Linked DNA regions of Mus musculus: region 2 is linked to region 1. The links are chromatin loops, found by intact Hi-C in ENCODE. Cell type or tissue: left cerebral cortex. All regions are shown on one strand. Each heading gives the region's core, and the rest is flanking DNA. Links, peaks and the distances in the headings are about the cores only.

What was found. Hi-C counts contacts between places; a loop is a spot of excess contacts. Peaks named below come from ENCODE experiments on the same cell type or tissue, not always from the same donor. Only the 100,000 strongest peaks of a DNase experiment are listed, where the experiment ranks them.
Region 2: a loop joins it to region 1, with 4 times the contacts of the local background. A loop is called at or near these places in 18 of 42 quality-filtered maps.

What each region holds. Positions count from the first base shown.
Region 1 is chr8:46,735,156-46,746,172 of GRCm38, forward strand. It overlaps Irf2 (interferon regulatory factor 2), which reads left to right and starts at 4,590. Exons shown (of 9, transcript NM_008391.4): 1 at 4,590-4,781. It overlaps Gm16675 (predicted gene, 16675), which reads right to left and starts at 4,360. Exons shown (of 3, transcript NR_045750.1): 1 at 4,007-4,360; 2 at 1,117-1,188. In left cerebral cortex, for the core only: CTCF peaks have their summits at 1,326 (motif pointing right), 4,416, 5,984 and 6,555; DNase peaks (open chromatin) are centred at 2,933, 3,659, 4,094, 4,413 and 6 more places; H3K4me3 peaks cover 3,648 bases; H3K27ac peaks cover 3,030 bases.
Region 2 is chr8:46,681,432-46,692,448 of GRCm38, forward strand. No RefSeq gene overlaps it. Among named protein-coding and RNA genes, the nearest start is that of Gm31111, 7.9 kb to the left of the region's middle. In left cerebral cortex, for the core only: a CTCF peak has its summit at 5,325; DNase peaks (open chromatin) are centred at 5,557, 5,779 and 9,410; H3K4me3 peaks cover 881 bases; H3K27ac peaks cover 772 bases.

The sequences.
Region 1 (11,017 bases), core at 911-8,910:
TCATCACCAAATATGGATGCTTCTCAACTTGTAAGGTGCCTGACCCCCATAAACACATTTACCAGTGGAAGCACTGTATCCTAAAATGCTATTGACATACCTAGTTTAGAGAAAGAGTGTAGCAACTGGGACATTGCAGTGTGTGGGTTGTTTCACAGGGTGGCCCTGTGGTTGAATGGGAGATGAAAAGGTCTGCCATTGCCCAACATGGCAACAAAGTATTATACTGCTTAGTGCTAGTCCAGGAAAAGACCCACATTCAGAATTTGCCGTATGCTTTCTACTGAGTCCTTGTTGCTTTTGTACCATTGCATAATTGGAAAATTGTAAGTAAATGATTGTTAAGTTCAGGACCATCTGTAGTGATATCTCAGGCTCTGGGCGTGGATGAGAGCGCCCAAAGAGAAAAAAAAAAAAAAACCCAAACATATAAAATGAGAAAATAAGAGGGTTGGAGACGGGGTGCCTGGAAACACCATAATTTAGGAGGCTGGCAGCAAAAGAAGAGCCAGCCAAGAAGCGGAACAGAACGGGACAGAACGATGTCACAGAAGCCCAGCGGGGGATGGGAAGTGCAGACTGCACCAGGAAACCATGAGCAGACAAGGATGGGAAATGGCACATTCGAAAGATTACGAATGGGAAGCACATAGAAATATCCATAGGTCTATTTCTGAGGATAAAATTGCGGGACTCCACCTCCGTATGTGTGTGTGTGTGTGTGTGTGTATGTGTGTGTGTGTGTGTATACAGTTATGTACATGGTGGATGTAAATAAGACAGATTCCTGTCTTTGCTTACTTTAAGAAAATACTACCAATTGAGCTACATCTTCAACCTTGTTTCTTTTTAAACAAGGTTTCCCTATGTAGCTCAGGCTTGCCTTGAACTCAGACTTCCTCAGCCTGGCAAATGCTGGGATTGCAGATGCTTGCTACTACGCCCAACAACTCTTATTTTCTTTCAACTTCTCTATGTTTTCTGACTTCCATCTAATGTTACATTTGTATTAAAATGTTCTTAATGGGATCTGGCCTAATGGTTCAACCGTTAAGAGGACGTACAACTCTTGCAGAGGACCCAGGTTCAGGTTCCAGTACCCAAATGGAAACTCACAGCCATCCACAGTTCAGTTCCAGGAGATCTGCGTCTTCTTTTGACCTCCAGGCACACACAGAATCCACATGCCTACAGGCAAAACATGCATGCACACAAAATAAAAATAAAATAACGTTTTTTTCCTTTTTTTTTTTAAAGGATTTATTTATTTATTTTTACATATGTGACTACACTGTGGCTGTCTTCAGACATACCAGCAGAGGGCAGCAGATCCCACTATAGATGGTTGTGAGCCACCAGGTGGTTTGCTGGGAATTGAACTCAGGACCTCTAGAAGAGCAGCCAGGGCTCTTAACCACTGAGCCATCTCTCCAGCCCCTCAACCAACCTTTTAAAATGCTATTGAAGTATAAAACAAATGCGCTGAGAAAGTCTGGACTATTCCGTACGAACTCAGAGATAAGAGCAAGGAATTGTGGATTCAAAAATAGTTGACCCTCTATGTGCTGGGCCCCAGGCTAATGACAAATAAGGGATGTGAGAATGACTGTGACATTCTGCAAATTAAGGAAAAGACTGTTGGTTTGCAAGGGGGTGGGGATATAGGCACTTGAGCTGGTAACACGTGAGGCTAGCTGATAGTCTGCTACCACATTAAACTGATTTCACGTGCCTTATAACCAAGATGGCCTCTATTCTGTAAGCTCCAGATGAGCTTCTGAGGGGCAGAGAGGACACGAGTTGGGCTTGAAGGGAAGAAAATGTCTGCTTGATTTGGATAACCATGTGTCTATTGACGTGGACAAACCCAAGGGAGGTGACTGGGCATGGTGCTCAGGGACTGCCATGATCCATCTCATCTGGAGACCCTGGGGGGTTGCATGGACCTGTAACTAGGCTGTGATTGATTGTGACTGGATGTGTACTGATAGGACTGGATGGATGGATTGCTAGACCGTGTGGGAAAGAAGGAATCAAGAACTGAAAAAAAAAATTAACAGTCCAAGAAAACTTTTTTATGTGTGGTTAAAGACCACACATAAGTAGGGCATTGCTCTTTCTGAAACAGTGAGATTGGGGTGCACTTAGAGCGGGCAGGACTGTTTCCTGATGGAGAATCTAGTGAAGACACAAATGGGAAGCCAATCGTCAGGAAAGCACGGAGACAGGATGCTCCCTGTGCCTGGCAATGGGGTTTCCAGGACTAGCCTCTGTTCACGGATACAGGGCCTTAGGATGCCTCTTAGAGATTTGTGGACATGGTCCTCTCTGGCTCCCCTGAGTTTTCATCTCTGAGGAAGCTCCTATCATAGATAGCAGGGAAGAGACATCGGTTGGCCCCACCAGACCTCATTGTTTCTGTCGTTCCTTCGGCCTGCACATGAAGGATGCTGAACCGAGATAAGAAGCTCAGAAAGAAGGCGTGTGGATGGGGACCGGAGGGGCTATTTATGTAGGCCTTTCCTCTCCCTGTTCTAGGGAAGAGAAGACAATGGGTTGCACACCGATTAAAATAAACAGAGATAGCACAGGCCCATAATTCCAGGATTCAAGAGCCAAGGCAGGAACGTTGTTAGTTCCCGGACAGCTTGGAAAACAATTCTGGTTCACCTAGACTTCCTAAGATGATCCTGTCTAGAAAAAAAACAAAAAACAAAACAAACAAACAAACAAAAAACCCAGACACACAAACAAACAAGCAAAAATAAAAAACAGCAACAGCAAAGAAAACAACAACAAAAGGGGCCGCAGAGATGGGGGAAGGGGGCTTGCTGAGCAAGCAATGGGGAGTTGAGTTCAAATCCCCAAGACTCTTGAAAAGCCAGGTCTGGCTCTGTGCCCACCTCATTCCAGTGCTGTGGCTGGCAGAGACATGAAGATTGCTGGAGTGGCTGGCTACCAGCCTAGTTCTAGGTTCAGTGAGAAACCCTGTCTCCAATCAACACCGTGGAGAAGGGCTGAGCAGGACACTCTGGCCTCCGTGAGTACACATGCACACATGCACACATGTACCACACTCACCCATACACACACAAAGCCAGAAAATAATGACCTGTGGTTATTAGGCTTTTAACTTAGGTGCCTGGTGGGTAAAGACATACAACTACCATGCAGTGTGTATATCCCTGTGGTTACTGATATATGAAATATAAATGCAAGGAGTGTGCAGTGTTATTATGGGAGAAATAAAGGACACTGTGCAGGAAGGATCTATTTTGAGGCCACAAGACAGGGTCCTTAATCTCACTGCTCTCCTTCTACAAGGGCATGCATACTTTCCTTTATCCCTGTCTGTGGAATCCACTAATTCTATGGCAAAGAGGAGGTAGAATTATTTTTCAGATGTTTACACATAGATAGTGACAGTCTCCTAGGGTGGGATGCTTTCCCCAGTGGTTAGAGAAGGCAGGTGGTGGGCTGAGGAAACTGTAAGCCAGGCAAGAAGCAGGTGTAACTAAATGTAAGGGAATACTTTTAAAGTTAAGTGACCAAACAGCAAGAGGTTCCAAGCGAGCTGGCCTAGTAGAGCCCATAGGCCGCTGCACCTGTCATAGGTACTGGGCCCTCTTCTTGCATTCAGTATTGTCTCCACGGAACAGCACAGAGGACAGCAGCCAAGGATGTTCAACCAATAAGGACAGCCAAATTTAGGAGTTAACAGGCAGCGTTCCCTCCAGGTTCAGTCCCAATCAAGACAGTTTAAGTTCATGTAACTCAAACCCTTGCATTTTGCAGGAACTGGACCGGTTATGGCAAAGACATGAAGTAACTTTGGAGAGTGACTTTCTAGGGGAAGGCCTTCCTAACCATCCTAGCTTCCACACTGAGTGCCAGGCTGGCCCTTCAACCCCCCTCAAACCCCCCCCCCCCCCCCGTTCCCCAGTAGGAGATCCAATAAAGTAGGGGCACAAGTAATGCCGTCTTTTCAGCTGACTTCGTTCCTTACATTCCTTTGCAGCGGGCGACTTTCCAAGATGAGTTTGTATATGCAGCCTGTGCACAGCGGTTCTGAGCACTTAAGCCACAGGTCGGGAAGGGTCCCCAGGCTTCCGGGGCTCTCTCTGGTCCATCTCCACCCTTCAGGTAGGATGTAGAGTCAGGTCATCTCCTTCCTTCCCTACGGCCACCACCAGCTGGTGGCCAGCTCCCAAGCCAGCGCCCCGTCCACCACTTCTGGTGCCCCACAGTCCCAGCGTGGCCCCGGTGAAAAGCGCGCGCCCTTCGGCGCGATCCCCACGCTCACACGCGCTGCCGCTTGTTGCTCCCCGCAGCCGCGACGTGGGGAAGTGAAAATGAAATTGACTTTTCCGAGAAATGATGAAAGCCGTGCCGGCCGCCAATGAACAGCGGCGGCGAACTTCCGCACCTCCAGGCTGGCGGCTGGAGCCCTCCCTCTGCCTCCACCTCCGGGTTGCACAAGCTTGAAACAAACACTGGGGAGGAAGGGCGGGGAGGGAGGAGGGCGGAGGGGGAGCGAGGGAGGGAGCGGGGCCGGGAGAGGGCGGGGGTGGGGGGGATTTCCAGCCTCGGCTCCTCGCAGTTTCCTCTCCTTGTTTTGCTTTCGATCTGGACTGTTCTCAGGCAAGCCGGGGACTAACTTTTAGTTTTGCTCCTGCGATTATTCAACTGACGGGCTTTCATTTCCATTTTACACACCCTAACAACACTCACACCTTGCGGGATTGTATTGGTAGCGTGGAAAAAAAAAAGCACATTGAGAGGTAACATTTTTTTTTTTCAAATAATAGTTGTGGCTGTGCGTGTGTTTTCTCTCGAGGGCATGTTGACGGGGACAGGAGGAGCTATGTATGTATGTGCGTCCTGATGCTTTGACACGATGTTTTGCAGACGGAAAAATGCCGGGGTTCATAAATATTAATACCGATTTTTGGAGGAAGAGTCGGCGCAGTTATGGATCATCTGATTTTAGGGGAAGCAGGGGTCTGCTGCTGTTGCCGCTGGTACTGGGGCTGCTGAGGCTGCAAAGAGGAGGAGGTAGAGAGGGAGGAGGAGGAGGTTAGTGAAGGTTTAATTTCACTTTTGGATTTGCAGATGAGAAGAGGTGGCTCCATGGACACAGATCTGCTCTGTGTGATTCTGCGCTCCAGGTGTCGTGTGTTGTGGGTACAGGTCCGTTGGAGTCCGGCCTCATTTAAAATAAAATTGGTGTGTGTGTGTGTGTGTGTGTGTTGTATGTGTATGAGTGTTTACAGACACTGTCGCCACCAGGTCCGAGGAAGGGAACCGGGTTCTTCTCGGTGCCCAGCGGCCCTTCTTTCCCGGCGGTCTCTGGTGTAAATAGACTGGCACCCGCGGTCCCTAGATGCCCGTGCCCGGGCAGTGACCACTGTAAACTTGAAGGCTGCCCTAAGGCGGTCCCAGGATGCGCTCGCCCGCGGGGCTTGGGGTCGGGTGACCGGCGTCTGGTGCCAGTGGACACTCGGGCCGGGCGGGCTCCGCGCGCGGCTGGGCGCGGGCCTGGCCGGCGCGCCCGGCTTCCTGGGGACTGGGCCGCCGCCACACGCCAGGAACGTCGCGTCCTCCTCCCCGCCGGCCAGCGTCTGGCCTGGCCTCCGGGCTTTGTCACTGCACTTGTCCCAGCGCGTGAGGCGCCTCGGAGGCGCGTCCCCGGAGGGCTCCGCGCTCAGGGGTCACCCACCCCGGCGCGGCCTAGCTGCGAGTGCCTCCGGGTCCCCGCGGGCGCCCCCGGGGCCGGCCTGGCGCGCTGGGCCCCGACCCGCCTTGGCTACGGAACGGGCGAGGTGTGGGGGCGGGGAACCTCCGGGGACCGAGCGGCGCCCGGCGGGCTAGCATGGGGTTGGGGGTGAGGCTGACGAACGCTTGGGGTCTCCGGGACGTGGTGGGAATGAGTGCCCGCCCTGTGCCCTCCGACCCGCTCCGGGCGCCGGGTGACATTCGCCCGCCGGCCGAACATGGTTGGTGCAGAGCGGCAGCCACCACTTCCTCTCCGCCCCGCCGGCCCGGCTCTCTGGGCGAGCGATGCGGGCCGCGGCCAATCGCGGTGCCCAGCTAGTCCCTGTCGCTCGGCCTTGGGGGCCGGCTCCCCTGAGCGGCCCGGGAAGCCTTCGCGAGAGCTCAGGGCCCCGGCTCCCCGGACGCTGTCCGCTGGGCCCCGGCTCTCGGACCGTTTGCCACCCTCAGTCCCTCGCCCCTTAGGAGCAGGGAAGGGAAGGAGGCTAGTAGCCTCCGCCGCGAGCCAGGACTGTGCTCGGGCCCCAGGTGAGACGCCCGGATCAGTCGGTGGAGGCGAGATCCTTGGTGGTCGGATGTAAATAAGACCCCTGGGATTGGCAGGCCACCTTGTCACTCGTTTGCGAGCGGGTTTGCAGGTCCTTAAGCCCAGTGTGTTTGAAACTTGGGGGACATGTTTCTTGTCCCCTCCTCCCTCCCGCGTGGGCACTCCTTGTCCTTCCTTGGTTGTGTCTGTACCAGGGAGGCAAAGTAGTCCTGGGGTTAGCTTTCTGCCACTCGCCTCCCTGTGGCTGGGACTCCGGGCTGCTCTTGATGAATGGCTCCTGAGGGTGGAGGACAGTTACATTTCCTGTTGTGCATTTTCAGGAATCACGGGAGCTTGGGAGCTTGTTGTCATGCCTGAAGTCATTTATTAGTTTTGTTTGTTGGTTGTTTTTGTTTTTGTTTTTGTTTTTTTTTATATCGACTGACTGCAAGTAACATTTGAAGTTAGCAGCCTGCACTTAAGGTGCTTAAGGGCAGGTGCAGGGACCCGTTTGTTTAGCCTACTGTTTTTAGAAGGTGGTTGATTGCATGGTAGACAGATGCACACTGCTTGGTTAGGGCAGAGCCCTAGAGGTTGCCCTGTTTAACTTAATCACTCGCCCAAGTGCAGGAGTCTCTGATTTTTCTCAACTCTCATTCTTTTTTGGGGGGTGGGGTGGCGTGTGTCACAAAAATAGAAACCAATAAAAGCTTGGCATTTGGCTTTTCTAAGGCAGCTTCAAGCAAATGGAATATTTCAGGCTTGAGTTGGCATCTCTAAGGGGTAACGTTGGAGCATCTATTGATTGATGGGGCAAAGTCCGGAACGTCACTGTGATTGGTGAATGATTATAATTTATAGCCTAGCTTGTTGCGTAAGAAGTTAGATTTTGTCTTGTGCTTAGATCCAAGAGATCTTGCCTGTTATGATTTGTTACTGCTTCTTAAAATTAAACACTTACATATTTCATTCTCAATGAGTGGTCTTTTTTCCCCCCCTTGACCTGCAAAAGTTAGGAAGAGTTGCACGTGTTTCAGAATGACTTAACCTGTAAAAATGGCATCTTCATGAAACAAAAAAAGAGGACTTGTAATCAAATTGGAAGCAAATTGAGGCAAAAGAGAAATTGACATGAAGTCCTGAAGGCTCTAGGAACTATGGGCTCCTGAAATACTTTATTAAGTAAATATTTAATATACCAGAGCGAGTGAAAGCTGTTTAAATCTAAGAGTGGAAGACTTGAAACTTTGGATAGTCCCTTGACGCACATTGATTTCCTCACATATCCAAGTGCACCACTCTTTTAATCTCAGCTTTATTCGGTAAAATCTGGATCCTCTTTTCCAGCTTTCCCCCCACCCCACCCCCTTTTTTAATGGCAAATAGACTACTGAACTACACCGGGAATTTTATTGCAGATCCCTTATCTGCCTCCTGCCAAACAGGCCTTAGCGCAATCTGGAGAACTTATTTATATATTTGACAAATATTTGTGGGCCATGAACTACCAGACACAGTGGCAGGCTCTGTGAACCCAACTAGAACCGTGAAGGACAGATAGCCTCTTCAAGTTCTACAGAAGTTGCATTCTAGCTGTGAGCTGACAACAACCAAAAATAAATCCAGTAATTACCTCTGGGGGTTGGTCTAAGAAAGGGAATAGTGTATTCTACTTACCGGGCTGCTTTGGGGGAACAATTGTGATACTGTGTGTGGAAGAACATTGTGTAAATTATAGTAACCCACAAATGTGTCATGTATTGACTTTCTAAGTTCTGTTAGATTACTGTTAAAGCGAATATTAGAGAGGTGAGTGTCCCGGTACATACTTTTTATCCCATTGAGGCTGAGGCAGGAGGATTGTGAGTTCAAGTTTAGATACAGGCTGAGAGCTTGTCTTTAAAATAAAAGTGAGGAATCACAACAGGACAGGACAGTGCCTCTGAGGGTACACAAATCATGGCAAAGAATTACACATTTGGATAACTATTATATGTAAAGTATCAAAAATGTTTAGCAGTGAAATATTATGTGAATTTTTTTCTCTTTTTTTTGGCCTGCTAGGAGAACAGTTGACTGGTATCCATGAAGACCAAATGATGTGGGGATAACTGACTTGGATGCATGTTTTTCCAATTTATTTATACATTAAATTCTTTATTGTAATGAACTTACCCATAAAGACATCATAAAGGTAGAGAGAGGCGGCCATTCAGACAAACACTTGCCCAATCCCCGTCTCTGTGATTTCTCTGAACCTCTCTGTGGTTGGAAAGGGCCCCTCTGAAGTCCACAAACATCACCTGGGGGGCTTGCATTTCGTTAATCGTTACATAGTTACACCTACCACTAACATTAAAACCTAGAAAAACATTAGCTTTATGTTCTCCTTCATGCCTCATGGTTCCCTTTGCAGTCTGTCTTTCCCCATCACCTAATAGTACTCTTTCTTGGTCTCTTTTCTAAATAGCATAGGACACCCACACTTATAGCTGTGTACATAGGGGTGTGTGTGTATTATAGGCTAGGACCTGAGTATGAGGGACAATATGTTTCCCCTTTTTATAATGCAACACACAGGTGTCACTATTCTTTGGTCTGAATTTTCTTCACCGTCGTGTCAGACTCATTAAGTTATTGCTGTTATGGGTATGGCTTAGTTCTATTCTGCAGTCCATTGCGCTGTCATTAAAGGGACTTAGTTCTATTCTGCAGTCCATTGCGCTGTCATTAAAGGGACTTAGTTCTATTCTGCAGTCCATTGCGCTGTCATTAAAGGGACTTGGTTGACTTGGATTCACTGACGAGTGCGCAACACTATGTGAGTAAAATAATACGACATTATAAGCGAGAATGAACATCAATAGTATAGATTTGTAATATATGATATGTGAACAAATACATTGCTGTGAAGTAACAGGAAGTATTAACAGTAAAGCCAATGCTATTCATATGTATGGCACTCCATACTCCTTCCTGGACAGGGGGAGAGGTGAGCAGGACTTTCTACCTCTGTCTGCCCTACTCCTGTACTGCTCTTTGGTTTGCATGGATTAATATTTAGTTAAGAATATCAGCTTAATGTATAATGGGGCTGAGTTGAGTGGGGGTGTTAGCCAGTGGAGATTGTAGCTAAGGAGGTTTGATCAAGCTTTGACTTAGCCCCAAAGGAATAATAAATTATGTATAGGTACCAGATTTAAACATGAAGCCATTATTTTCAAATAAAATGCCAAGGAAAACAATGACCCAGAAAAATGCAAGCCCCAGGCAGCTACCACCCAAACTGTGGCCATGTGGTGAAGATTTCCCAGGCTCTGTGTGAATTCAGAGCGAGCAGTAGGCCTATGATGGCTAGCCCTTGACTGTCAGGTAGCCCTTTAAGTTGATTTTACACCTTACAGGATTCATCTTAGGACAGTCCCTGAGACAAACTGTTCACGTAGGAAGCCTTCATGTGATTTCTTTTCAGTACTTGGATACCTGTGGCTTCCAGTCAGAACTCCTGGTCAACTTGTAAAAAAATGTGATTCGGGGGCTGGCGAGATGGCTCAGTGAGTAAGAGCACTGACTGCTCTTCTGAAGGTCCTGAGTTCAAATCCCAGCAACCACATGGTGGCTCACAACCATCTGTAATAGGATCTGATGCCCTCTTCTGGTGTGTCTGAAGACAGCTACAGTATACTTATGTATAATAATAAATAAATCCTTTAAAAAAAATGTGATTCGCATCAAATCTAGTAAAATCTAGTAAGCCTTATTCTACCCAAACAGAGGGAAACCCATGTGTTGGCGCTCTGGGAAGGTCCTGACATACTGGGACCAGCTGAGGCCTTCCCTCAGAACTTCGAGTTCCTCTGGGGACCCAGGAATCCTATACCATTACTTGAAGTGAATAATAGTTAAATGTCGTGATCCACAAACATATTCATTTATCAAGGATTTGTAGACAACTAGCCATGTACAGGGTTTTGTATAGAGAAAGGTGAATGGGCTCAGAAGCCTAGAATTCACTACATCCATGCACAAAACACACACACACAAAACACACACACACACACACACACACACACACACACACACACACACACACACACACACACTTGCACCCACAAGCACACATGTATATGCCCTGAATTGAACCCATAGCCTGGAGTGTGCTAAGCAAGTGCTCTACCATTCAGCTATACCCCGAACCTTGGCATTGACTTTTATCTCTATTATTCATTCTTTACTAACTTCCCCCTTTGGAACCTTAATTCCACAAACTGTGGTTTGATAGTTCTGCAATCCTCAGGGGACCAGGCTAGTACATTTGCTTATTATTAAATGACCAAGGGAAAGGAACATTTAGAAACCATTCAGGATTCTTTAGATTGGAGACTGGCTCCAGTCCATAGCATTTATAGTATATTACAGAATATAGTATAGTATAGTATAGTATAGTATAGTATATTACAGTATAGTATATTACAGTATATCATCTATCTCTTCCTCTCTCACTCAGTATGAGCCTCTTGTCCCCTATGGTGTGCCGGGCCCATCATTCCAGTCTTCCTCCATTGTGAGGCCAGGGCAAAAGTACGGAACCACTCAGTGTTCAAGGGTCTCTTCCCAGGACTAATATGGATAACCGTGGATGGTTAAGTCTTGGCCTTGGCTTAGAGGCTATGCCAAGCAAACAGCAAGCAAAAGCTGCTTGCTTCTACACAGTCCATA
Region 2 (11,017 bases), core at 1,800-9,799, 53 kb before region 1:
AATCAGGTAAAGGCAGAAAGAGAATCAACTCTCAGACGTTCATCTCTGATCTCCATTGTCTCAGCACATGCACATGTACTAGCACACACACACACACACACACACACACACACACACACACACTTGTGCATGCATACGCCCCATATGTGTGTGGATGTGTGTGTGTGTATATATATATATATATATATATATATATACATATATATGTATATATATGTATATATATATGATATATATATGATATATAAGATATGAGATATAATTACATATATAATGGTTAAATCCTAAGGATGAAAAAAAAATCCCAAATTAGAAGGAATTTTTTTCTTCACAAAGGAATAAAAGAAAGTTCTGAAATGGTGGAGTAACTTTTTCCTCAGATAAGAGAGAATGCAAAGAATATGCAAATATGTTTCTTTAAATCGATGGTTTCAGAACATAGGATCTATGATTTCATAAATGATCTTTTAAACACTTAAGGATTTAATCCAACAGTGTGAGTGGTAACTTGACAAAGAGATAGTGTATTAATTAGCATAAACTAAACGTCTACGTGGGAAATAATTTTTAAAATGTATGGTGGTTCAAAGAAAGACATTTATGAATCAAGTGAAATACTTCCAATAACTCACTAGTCAGATAAGTTATAAGGTGTACTAGAAAGTAATTTACCCAAACGAGTGTGAAAGCGAACTGTGTCAAAGCTCATGGGATACTCTGAGCAAAAGTTAAAATGAGACTTCCACACTTTATATGAAATGGTTGTGCTGAAAAAGAAGAAAGGTCTTCAATTAACAGTCTACGCTTCCACTTAAGCTAGGAAAATTAAACCATAACAGGTAGGAGGGAAATGAGGCCAGAAGTTCAGAGAACAGTAATAGAAAGAAAATGAGGAACATCAGCTCAATGACAACTGACTCATTGAAGAAATCAGTGCATTCTATAAGATTTTATCATGACTGGTGGGGTAGGGGGTGGGCGAATCAATGTCAGGAGTGAACGATGGGGCGTTTACAGAATGTAAAGACATGAGCAGATTGATAAGGGAAGACAGCAACACTTCGTACCCATACATTTTATAGGACAGACAAATGGACAGAATGGACACTTTGATTTTTAAAGCATTTATTTATGTATTTATGTATTTATTTATTTATTTTGTTTCTGTGCATGTGTGTGCATGCATGTGTGAATGAGCATGCTGTGATTTGCAGACTGCACTCAGTAGAAAACTTGGAAGAGTCAGTTCTTTCCCTCCACCATACAGACTTCTGGGATTGAACTCATGTCACCATGTTTAGTGACGAGTGCCCTTACTGACCAAGTCATCTTGTTGGCACCTGTACAAACTTCTTTCTTTCTTTCTTTCTTTCTTTCTTTCTTTCTTTCTTTCTTTCTTTCTTTCTTTCTTTCTTTCTTTCTTTCTTTCTTCCTTCCTTCCTTCCTTCCTTCCTTCCTTCCTTCCTTCCTTCCTTTCTTTCATGTATATGAATACACTGTAGCTGTCTTCAGACACACCAGAAGTGGGCATCAGATCCCATTACAGAGGGGTTATAAGCCACCGTGTGGTTGCTGGGAATTGAACTCTGAACCTCTGGGAGAGCAGTCAGTGCTCTTAACTGCTGAGCCCGAGCCATCTCTCCATCTCTCCAGCCCTCTGGAACAATTTTTTTTTTGAGAGAGAGTGTCTCCTGCAGCCCAAGGTGGCATTGCACTTGCAATGAAGCTAAGGATGACACTGAACATCCAATCTCCACTTCACAGTCACTGGGATTATATATGTATTCCACCATCAAGAAACCATCAAGGCTGGCTTAAGGACAAATGATATTGTTATTCCTGTAAATAGTAAGAAACTGTCTTGAATGTATCTGTATTAGTCAGGGTTCTCTAGAGTCACAGAACTTATGGATAGTCTCTATATAGTAAAGGAATTTATTGATTACTTACAATCTGCAGTCCAATTCCCAACAATGGTTCAGTAGTAGCTGTGAATGGAAGTCTAAGGATCTAGCAGTTACTCAGTCCCACACGGCAAGCAGGCAAAGGAGCGAGAGCGAGACTCCCTTCTTCCAATGTCCTTATATGGTCTGCAGGAGAAGGTGTAGCCCAGATTAAAGGTGTGTTCCACCACACCTTTAATCCCAGATGACCTTGAACTCAGAGATCTTCCTGTCTTAATCTTCTGGAATCCATAGCTACTATGCCTCAAGATCTCCATACCAAGATCCAGATAAGAAACTTCTATCTCCCAGCCTCCAGATTTAGGGTCACTGGTGAGCCTTCCAATTCTGGATTGTAATTCATTCCAGATATAGTCAAGTTGACAATCAGGAATAGCCACTACAGTATCCTAATTAATGTGGAGAAACACTAACTGTGGGGTTCTGGGGATTGTCGCACAAACCACCTAGACTCCGATCTCAGTCAACTAGCAGTGGTTCATTGGCTGATCGACCAGGAACATGACTCAGTCTCAGGGGCTGAACTGTGACCCCGAGTTAAGCCTGAGACCTAAAAATATCTGTGCCAAGTTATTTCACCAATGAAGCTTTAGGGTTGGGGATTTCGTTAGGGACGTGTCTTTGTTGTTCATTTATCCTGCTCCCATTGGTTGGGGTATTCAACTGTGGCAGGGGACTTGCCTTGTCAAATATTCATGTTTTAACTTGTCAACCAGGATGGGACTTGTTTTGTGTAACATTCATCTTTTAACTTGCCAACTGGATGTCAGTTATCCACATACATGTCTCCTTCTGCTGTGTAGCCTGTCAGTTCTCAGGGAGATCTTGGGAACTTGAACTTTACCACTCCTCAAAATGGAAGATTTATTTCAAGTACTTTCTTATATTGGTGCAGATGTTTCTCATATGCTGGGGTCCATCTCAGGGACAGCTTATAAAGGCAAATACCATAAAAGCTTATACACAAGTGCAGAAAGTGCTGCTGGATGCTTAGTTTGTGTCCAAGCTTATGGTAGGTAACTACACAACACAATTCTAATAATTTCTATCACAATTGGTTTTTAAGGGCACAGAACATAACAGAATACGTAATCAACTTGACATTAGAAAGTTTCCTAGTAAAAGCAGAAACATATGAGAACCTTTCCTTAGAATGGTAGGTGAGCCAGGCCAGGTAACAGTTATTTAGGCCTTAGCATTCTACCTGGGCTTCCACATTCCATCCAGGCCTTAATAATTTACCTAGGCCTTAACACTAAAGAAAACCAACTTGGGCACAAAAGGTTTTGTTTGGCTTCCTGGTCTCAGTGAATCATTGAGGGAAGTCAGGACAGAACCAGGGAGGAGTGCAGCTAACTGGCTTGCTCTTCATGGCTTGCTCAGCTTGCCCAGGATCACACAGTAGGGCTGCCTCCGCATTCTGATCACCCATCAATATGATGCCCATCAACCTTGCCTAGAGGACAATCTGATAGAGGCGTACTCTCAATTGAGGTTCCCTGTTCCCAGGTTGACTCAAGGTTGGCTTGTGTTCAGTTGACCAAAGAAACAAAACAAACAAAACAAAACAAAACCCTCAAAATCAAAACAAATAAACAATCAAACAAAAACTAAATAAACAAAAACCTGACCACGTAGTAGATGAAAATCTTCCACCTTAAAAGCTTCAAACTTTAGGCCAGGCCATGGTGACACATGTCTTTAATTCCAGCACTCAGAAGACAGAGGCAGGTATATCTTTGCGAGTTTGAGAACAGCCTGATCTACTTACTGAGTTCCAGATCGCCCAGAACTAAATTAAGAGACCCTGTCACAAAAAGTAATCCCCAAGCTTAGATAACAGATTAGACTTCTGCAGAAAAACAGACCAAAAGGACTCAAAACAAAACAAAACAAAACAAAACAAAACAAAACAAAACAAAAAAAACCTTCAGTAGAAACATTTATAACATTTGACCAAATATCTGGGTCCTGTGAGTCTAGCAAAACTGATACATGAAAAGAACCATGGCATCAACAGGAGACAGAATGATACAAATTGTACATAAACAACTACAGGAACGAAAAGAGGAGGAAGTATCTTCTAACTTATTTTATGGGAATAACATTACCCCGTGTTCAACCTAGGGATGAAAGACCTGTTTGAACTCTGAAAAACCAAGCAATATAACTAAGTGTGTCAATCAACATCAACACTACCAACCACAAAAACAACCCCAAAAGCACACCACCATTTCAAGTAAAAGAATTTGACCAAGCTTAGACGGTAACTTTCAGAACTTTCAGAAACCTAAAAATAGACCAAAAAACAAAAAAACAACAAAAAAACCCCTAGGATATCTGTAAAAGAGATACAATAACAACAGAGAAACAATAACAACAAATCCATAGTCAATACCCAGTCCTCTGGGAAAGACTGAACGGCTCTCTCTTTATATCCGAGGAAGAAGCCAGTAGTGACTGCCCTCATTTCTGTCCCAACTATTGCAACAAGGCAATAAAGTATATAAAACACACATGCTGGAAAAAATAAAAAAGACTATATTTGAAGATGACGAGGTTGTCCATATTAAGAAAAAAATCCTAAAGGATCTATAAAAAATACACAAGAAATAAAGAACAAGTTAAGCAAACTCATAGAGTACAAACATAATATTAACAAATCCTTAATAGTTCAAGTGCTATCAACAATTAGAATTCACGTTGTAAAGAATTTTTTTTCCTGAGTTGTTCCATTAGAAAAAAAGGAGGGAAGAAGAAGAAGGAGGAGGAGGAGGAGGAGGAGGAGGAGGAGGAGGAGGAGGAGGAGGAGGAGGAGGAGGAGAGAAGAAGAAGAAGAAGGAGGAGGAGGAGGAGGAGAAGAAGAAGAAGAAGGAGAAGAAGGAGAGAGAGAGAGAGAGAGAGAGAGAGAATGAATTTAAATTATGTTCAAATAACATGGTAGAAAATATCCGGTGTATAAAATATGTATTCTACATGCTTTGCTTTACATTTGACATAGTCTACCTAAAAGGGATTCTTTATCCTTCCAAATAATGAAATGCATGAAACAGAAATGTAATCTCTTGATCCAAAACTTAATCTTAACATTCTGCTGTTTAAGCTTCCAGATGGTACCTTTTTTAATCTTGATTTTGGCGCGCGCGCGCGCGCGCACACACACACACACACACACACACACACACACACACACACACACACACACACACATTTTCAATAGCAGTCTTATATTTCAAAGAGAGTGGGACTGATGTGGGACTTCTCTCCTTGGAAGGCTTGCCTCCCTGGATTTAACAACCTGTTTGTTGATAGCACAGATGTGGTTTCTCCTCACTGTCCACTTGGGGGCTATCTCAATCTATTTCAGATCCACTAGATAGGGACTGTCTTCCTAAACCGAGTCTTCCTGTCTAGCAGGAACTCATAGATTGTCCCTGTGATATGAAACGAGGCCGTTAGGCCCCAGTACCTGACTTTTTTTTGATACCTTTTAAAGTACATCATTAATGAAAACTAAACTCGCACAGGGTTCTGCACGCCTACCTTGCATTACCACTGCGTCTGCGCGCCACAAGTGTGGACTACATCTCCCAGGATGCATCGTGTCCCCGCCCGCGCAGCCTTACTTCCTGCGAAGGACTTCCGGAGTGTTAGTAACCTTGCTGACTACTGGATTTAGGGTCTTTTTGGGAGGTCACTGGGACTAGCTTGTATTTTTCTGGGAGGAGAGGGGGACAGCAAGCCATAACAGGGCGGCATCTGTCCCGTTTTCTGGTGTGCACAGACCTTGCTTTCTGGGAGAGGCGTTGGCTCCGCCTTCAGGCAGTCCTCTTACAGGTGGTTGGCTGTTGTTCTTGTCATTCAGCCGAGTCCTTGGACTTGTCAGAGATCATCAGTGAGACAGGCCAGCAATCCTGAGTTATAGTGGTTTAGTGACCATTTCTTTTCTTTTCTTTCACCCACCCCCTTTAAACCACGGACATTTTAGTGAAAAATAAAAATACTATAGATAAGTTGTCAGATAATTTATTCTGCAAACGTATGCGTGCTTTCTTTACCAGGTGTTTTTAAGGATTTTGTTAGTGTTGGCCTGGAATCCTTTTTTTCTAATCTTTTAAAACCTATTACTACTAATGTGTCTTGAAGATACTACTTAGGGAAAACTGAAAGTGTGTGTGTGTGTGTGTGTGCGCGCGCGCGCGCGTGTGGTGTAATTTCTAAGGAACTACAATTCCCATCCAGTTCAGATTGAAATGGGCTAAAGGGTGAGTGCGGTGGGCTCAGTGGTAGAGTACTTGCCTAGCATACTTTAAAAAATTCAAAAAAGGTGACTCAAAGTGGGCATACATTTCTTTATAAAAAGACACTGTTGAGGAAATGGGTGGGTCGGGGGCTTAAGATGCATGTCCTAGTTTGTTGATTCTGGAGTCTCTGTGAGTCACTATGCTTCCTCTCCGTACTTGATAGTTTTGTGAAAGCAACTCAAAAGGACACGCTCCTTCTCCATAAACACCCTAAAATTGAGATGCTAATAATGATATGATGATGGTTAAAACAAAAATAATGTGGACTGTGTAATAAGAGGTCAGATTAACTAGAAATGCTAGTTAAGATATAAATGTTGGAGAGATGACTCAGTGGTTAAGAGCACCTGTTGCTCTTGTAGAGGACTGATTGAGGTCCAACTTGTAGCTCCAGCTACAGGAGATCATTATCCTCTGCTGGTCCCTCTGGCCACTGTACTCACTGGCAGAAACCCACACATGATAAAAACATTAAAAAGTTGAAATATTGATGATAGCGAGGTGGTTATCGTGCCTGCCTTTAATCCCAGCAGAGGCAGAGCCAAGCAGATCTCTATGAGTTCAAGGGCAGCCTAGTGTATAGAGTGAGTTCCAGGACAGCCAGCGCTACATAGAGAAACATTGTCACAAAACAAAACATGTTTATCATGATTTAAGGGTGGTGAGTGAAGCTAGAGAATCTAGGAAGGGCCTGAAGATCTTGGAGAAGACAAGTCAGATATCAGTGCCTGTGTGAGTCACATCTGACTCGGTCACAGCTCTCTGTTGGCATCTTAAGGTTTAATACAGTGTGCTTTTGCTTTTATGTCCCTTGTGCTAAGTACTTCACGCATCAGTGGGAATTCCCCACCGAAACAAAGCCAGTAAGAAATATGTATACACACATATCAATATAAATATATATATGTATATGTGTATATGTATATATGTGTATGTATGCATATGTATATATACACACACATACACACACACACACACACACATATATATATATATATATTTATACACATGCATATGTATATTTGGTACATGGCATGCATGTATAGTTGCATATAATATATATGCATATATATAGTAACTTTACATGTACATGTATGATAGTATACATATATAATTGAAAAACATACTAGGTGATTTGTTTCATGGAAGTGTCGTATACAATTGTTGGGACTGGAGGGTCTGAAATCTGTAGGGCAGGCACATGAGCCAGAAACTCTAAGTTAGTGGTTTTCAATGGCCTAATGCTGTGGTTTTTAATGCCCTATTGCTGTGACCCCTTAATTACAGTTCCTCTTGTTATGGTGACCCCCAAACACAAAGTTGTTTCCATTGTTACTTTATAACTGTAATTTTGCTACTGTTATGGATCATAATGGAAATATCTGATATGCAGGATGTGCGACCCTGTGAAAGGGATGTTGGGCTCATGACCCACAGGTTGAGAACTCCTGCTCTAAGGTAAGAGCTGATGTTGGACTCGTGAGGTGGGATTTCTTCTTCTACAGGGAAGCCCTGGCTTAGATTCTGTCATTAAGCCTTTCCACCGATTTCTTGAGTCCTACTCACATGTTTGAGGATTGTCACTACTTAGAGTCAAGATATATAGATATATTTAACCCCCACAGTAATGTTAACTACATCTCCAAAATACCTTAAAGGAAACACCTGCGTTAGTGTTGGATTAGCAAATGGCGCCCTGTAGCCTAGTTGCGACACATAACACTGCTTCCTCTCAGAGCCTTTGCTCTAGTGTTATGCTTTTGCAACCCTCAAAATTGTGTTTTTGTGTAGCTTTGCACTTGGTATCTGTCTTGTCCCTCTACCATTTTCCTCATCCCTTACCTTTGTATCATTGCTGTATTTCTTCTTTCTTCTGTTTATCATCTTTCCCCCTACCTTAGAATTTTACCTCTGTAGGGTAGGGTAATTAATGGATTCTTAGCACATAGGATGTAGAATAGTCAAAAGGTAGAAAGAAGTATTAAGGTGAGAGCTCAGGATGTATTTGATGACCGGATGAAGGGCCAGAGTTCATCATGTGGTACCCTGACTAGCGGAGGAGGAGAGAGATGGAGGAATAGATGGATTGCAAATTGGGGCTCATTGTTTGCTACTGAAGAACTTAAATTAGCATAAATTCATTGGGGGCACAAGTTTGCTTCATTCTCTTTCTTAGCTGTGTGACTGTGACAGGCTCCCCCATCTCCTTGAGGTTCAGTTTCTTTATCTGGAAAGTGGAAAGAGTACTGCTTAGCACAGTAGCCTGTGCCATTTGTGAAGTGCTGTAGGACTTGGGCTCGTTGTGAGCATCAGTTAAAAGGTGACTCTTACCCTTACAATTATTGTTCCGTATCAAAGTGGGATATTTACAAGAACCACTGAAGTGAAATTATTGGATTTCAAAGTCTGGCCCGTGAGGAGGTTGGCACGCTGAAACTTTGCCCTGCACAGTGTCTGAGAACACTCATTTTAATTCCGGGTCCTATTGTTTCAAACAGAATGGACACCTTTCTGTGTATACAACCCATAAAAATGATGAATTGACTGAACCTTTCAGTCTGCCCTGGGCTTCCACTTTAAGTGTAGAGTTAGTTGGTTCCAGGTCAGAGCCTCCATTCATGAGTTTCCTATGGACCCATGAGAGTGAAAGTGCACTCTCTGCGGCAGATGTCCTGCCCCCTAGGATTCTTTTATTCTTCTGAGTCTGCTGCTTCGGCCAATAAGAGAGTTGGTACCCTGACCCAGCATCATAATTATGACCATGAACAGCTAAATGGCTTTTTAAAAAGATCTAAAGGACTCACAGTGAATTCTGATCACTATTGCCTGTTGCCTATGTATCAGTATAATTTCTAGGCTTCAAACCCTTCAGTGTTGATTGCCTCTTAATAATATACTTCTCCTGATCTGTGGGCTGGGTGTTTGCCAGAAAAATATCCTATTCTGAAAAAGGCCTTTTAAAAACTTGGTCAGCTTCTGATAGCATGCCGGATCTTACCAGGAACCATAGTCAGCAAGAGAGGTAGATTGCGGGTTGAGGCTTTTCTCTTTCAGGTTCTGACTATAGCTGGTTACAATGTTTCGCGTTTGTTTAAGGTGTGGGCAGATTGTGAAAATGTAGCCGGTTGGCCAAGGCTTTTTGAGCTGTGTTTGTTGCTTCTTTGGTTTGCTTTGCTCTGTCAGAAGTGGAAGGGAAAGCTATAGTCTAAAAAGAACAGACTCTCTCATTCCCAGCTGTTCTTTTATTTTACTCCAGGCTACTTCTATCCCTAGGGAGGACCAGGGTAATTGAGAGCAGTATTCTTTCAAGTCCCGCAGGTTTGAGATACCCGGACTTAAGGGTGGGACCATGAGCACCTTGTCCTTCTTTGGTTAAAACATCATTTCTTGCCCCAAAGTTAGGAATGGCATTGTGAAACTCTCCCAGCTTGGCGCTATTTGTTTCCCAAGTGAAGACAATAGATGATTCTTTGCTGTCCCATGTGTTTAATTTTCCATAGGTTCATAATAAAACAGTGCTTGCTGGTGTGTGTGTGTGTGTGTGTGTGTGTGTGTGTGTGTGTGTGTGTGTAATTTTTGAATGTAGAAAGTACCTGACACTCTGTCTACAGCACTGAAAGATCTCAATAGATCCTAGCAAGCGCATTTGACTATGACTCTTGGCTCCTTTATTGTGTTTTGCTTTGAATGTAGACTGCCTGAACCAGTGTCCTCGCTAGTAAGTCGCACTCCACAGGACAGCTGGAAACCTCACTTTGTTATTAACATTGTTCCATGGTCTTAGGTCACTACACACCCTCCCAGGGTGCCACCCACATGAAACTGGGGTGTTTGTAAAAGGAGGAGTGTTGGGATTACTCCCAGCAGTTTGTGTGTGGGGTGACGTGAGCATCCACGTGTCACGTGAGCGTCCATGTGTGCAGATATGCATGGGGGCCAGAGGTCAGTTGTTCTTCAGGAGCTGTCTGTCCACTCTGTGTTTTGAAGCAGGGTCTTCTACTGGAATCTGGGGCTCACCAACTGAGCTAGGCTGGCTGGCAAGCGAGCCTCAGGGATCTGTCTGTCTCTACTTCTCCAATGCTGGGAATAAAAGCACGTATTACCATGCCAGGCATTTTCTGTGTTGCTGGGAGTGGAATTCAGGTCATCAGGGTTGCGCCTCAAGCACCTAATTAACTGAACCATTACCCTTGCCTGGCTATCAGTTTCTTAATATGGTGGTGGGGGAAGAAAGACTCCAGGCTCCATCTAAACGTTGCCCTTTTCATTCCTGAGCTGTGTCAGCTGAGGCCACTATTTGGGTAAATCTCCAAGATTCCTGCCTCTTCACTGGCTCTGGGTTCTTGTTCCCACCTAACCCATGATCTCAGTTCCTGGAAGGATTTTTTAAAAACTATTTTTCTACATTCCTACCAGATATTTTGCATAAACCAGCACCTTCTTGTGTGTGTGTGTGTGTGGTGTATGTATGTGTGTTGTATGTGTGTGTATGTGGTGTCTGTGTGTGTGTGTGATGTGTGTGTCCCTGTCCCCTCAATTTTTTGATTCCTTAGCCTCTTTTTCTTTCAGACTTTCTAAGATAGTTAAATTTTTATCCTGGCCCATCTAAGAACACTTTAGCCTCAGAGCTCCTCTAATGTTCGGAGTCTTACTATTTCGTCCTGATGCGTGAGGCCTTGGATCACCTAATGCTCCCACGGCCTCTCAGATCTTACTTCTTTCTCTCTAGGATCCTTTTTAGGTAGGCAC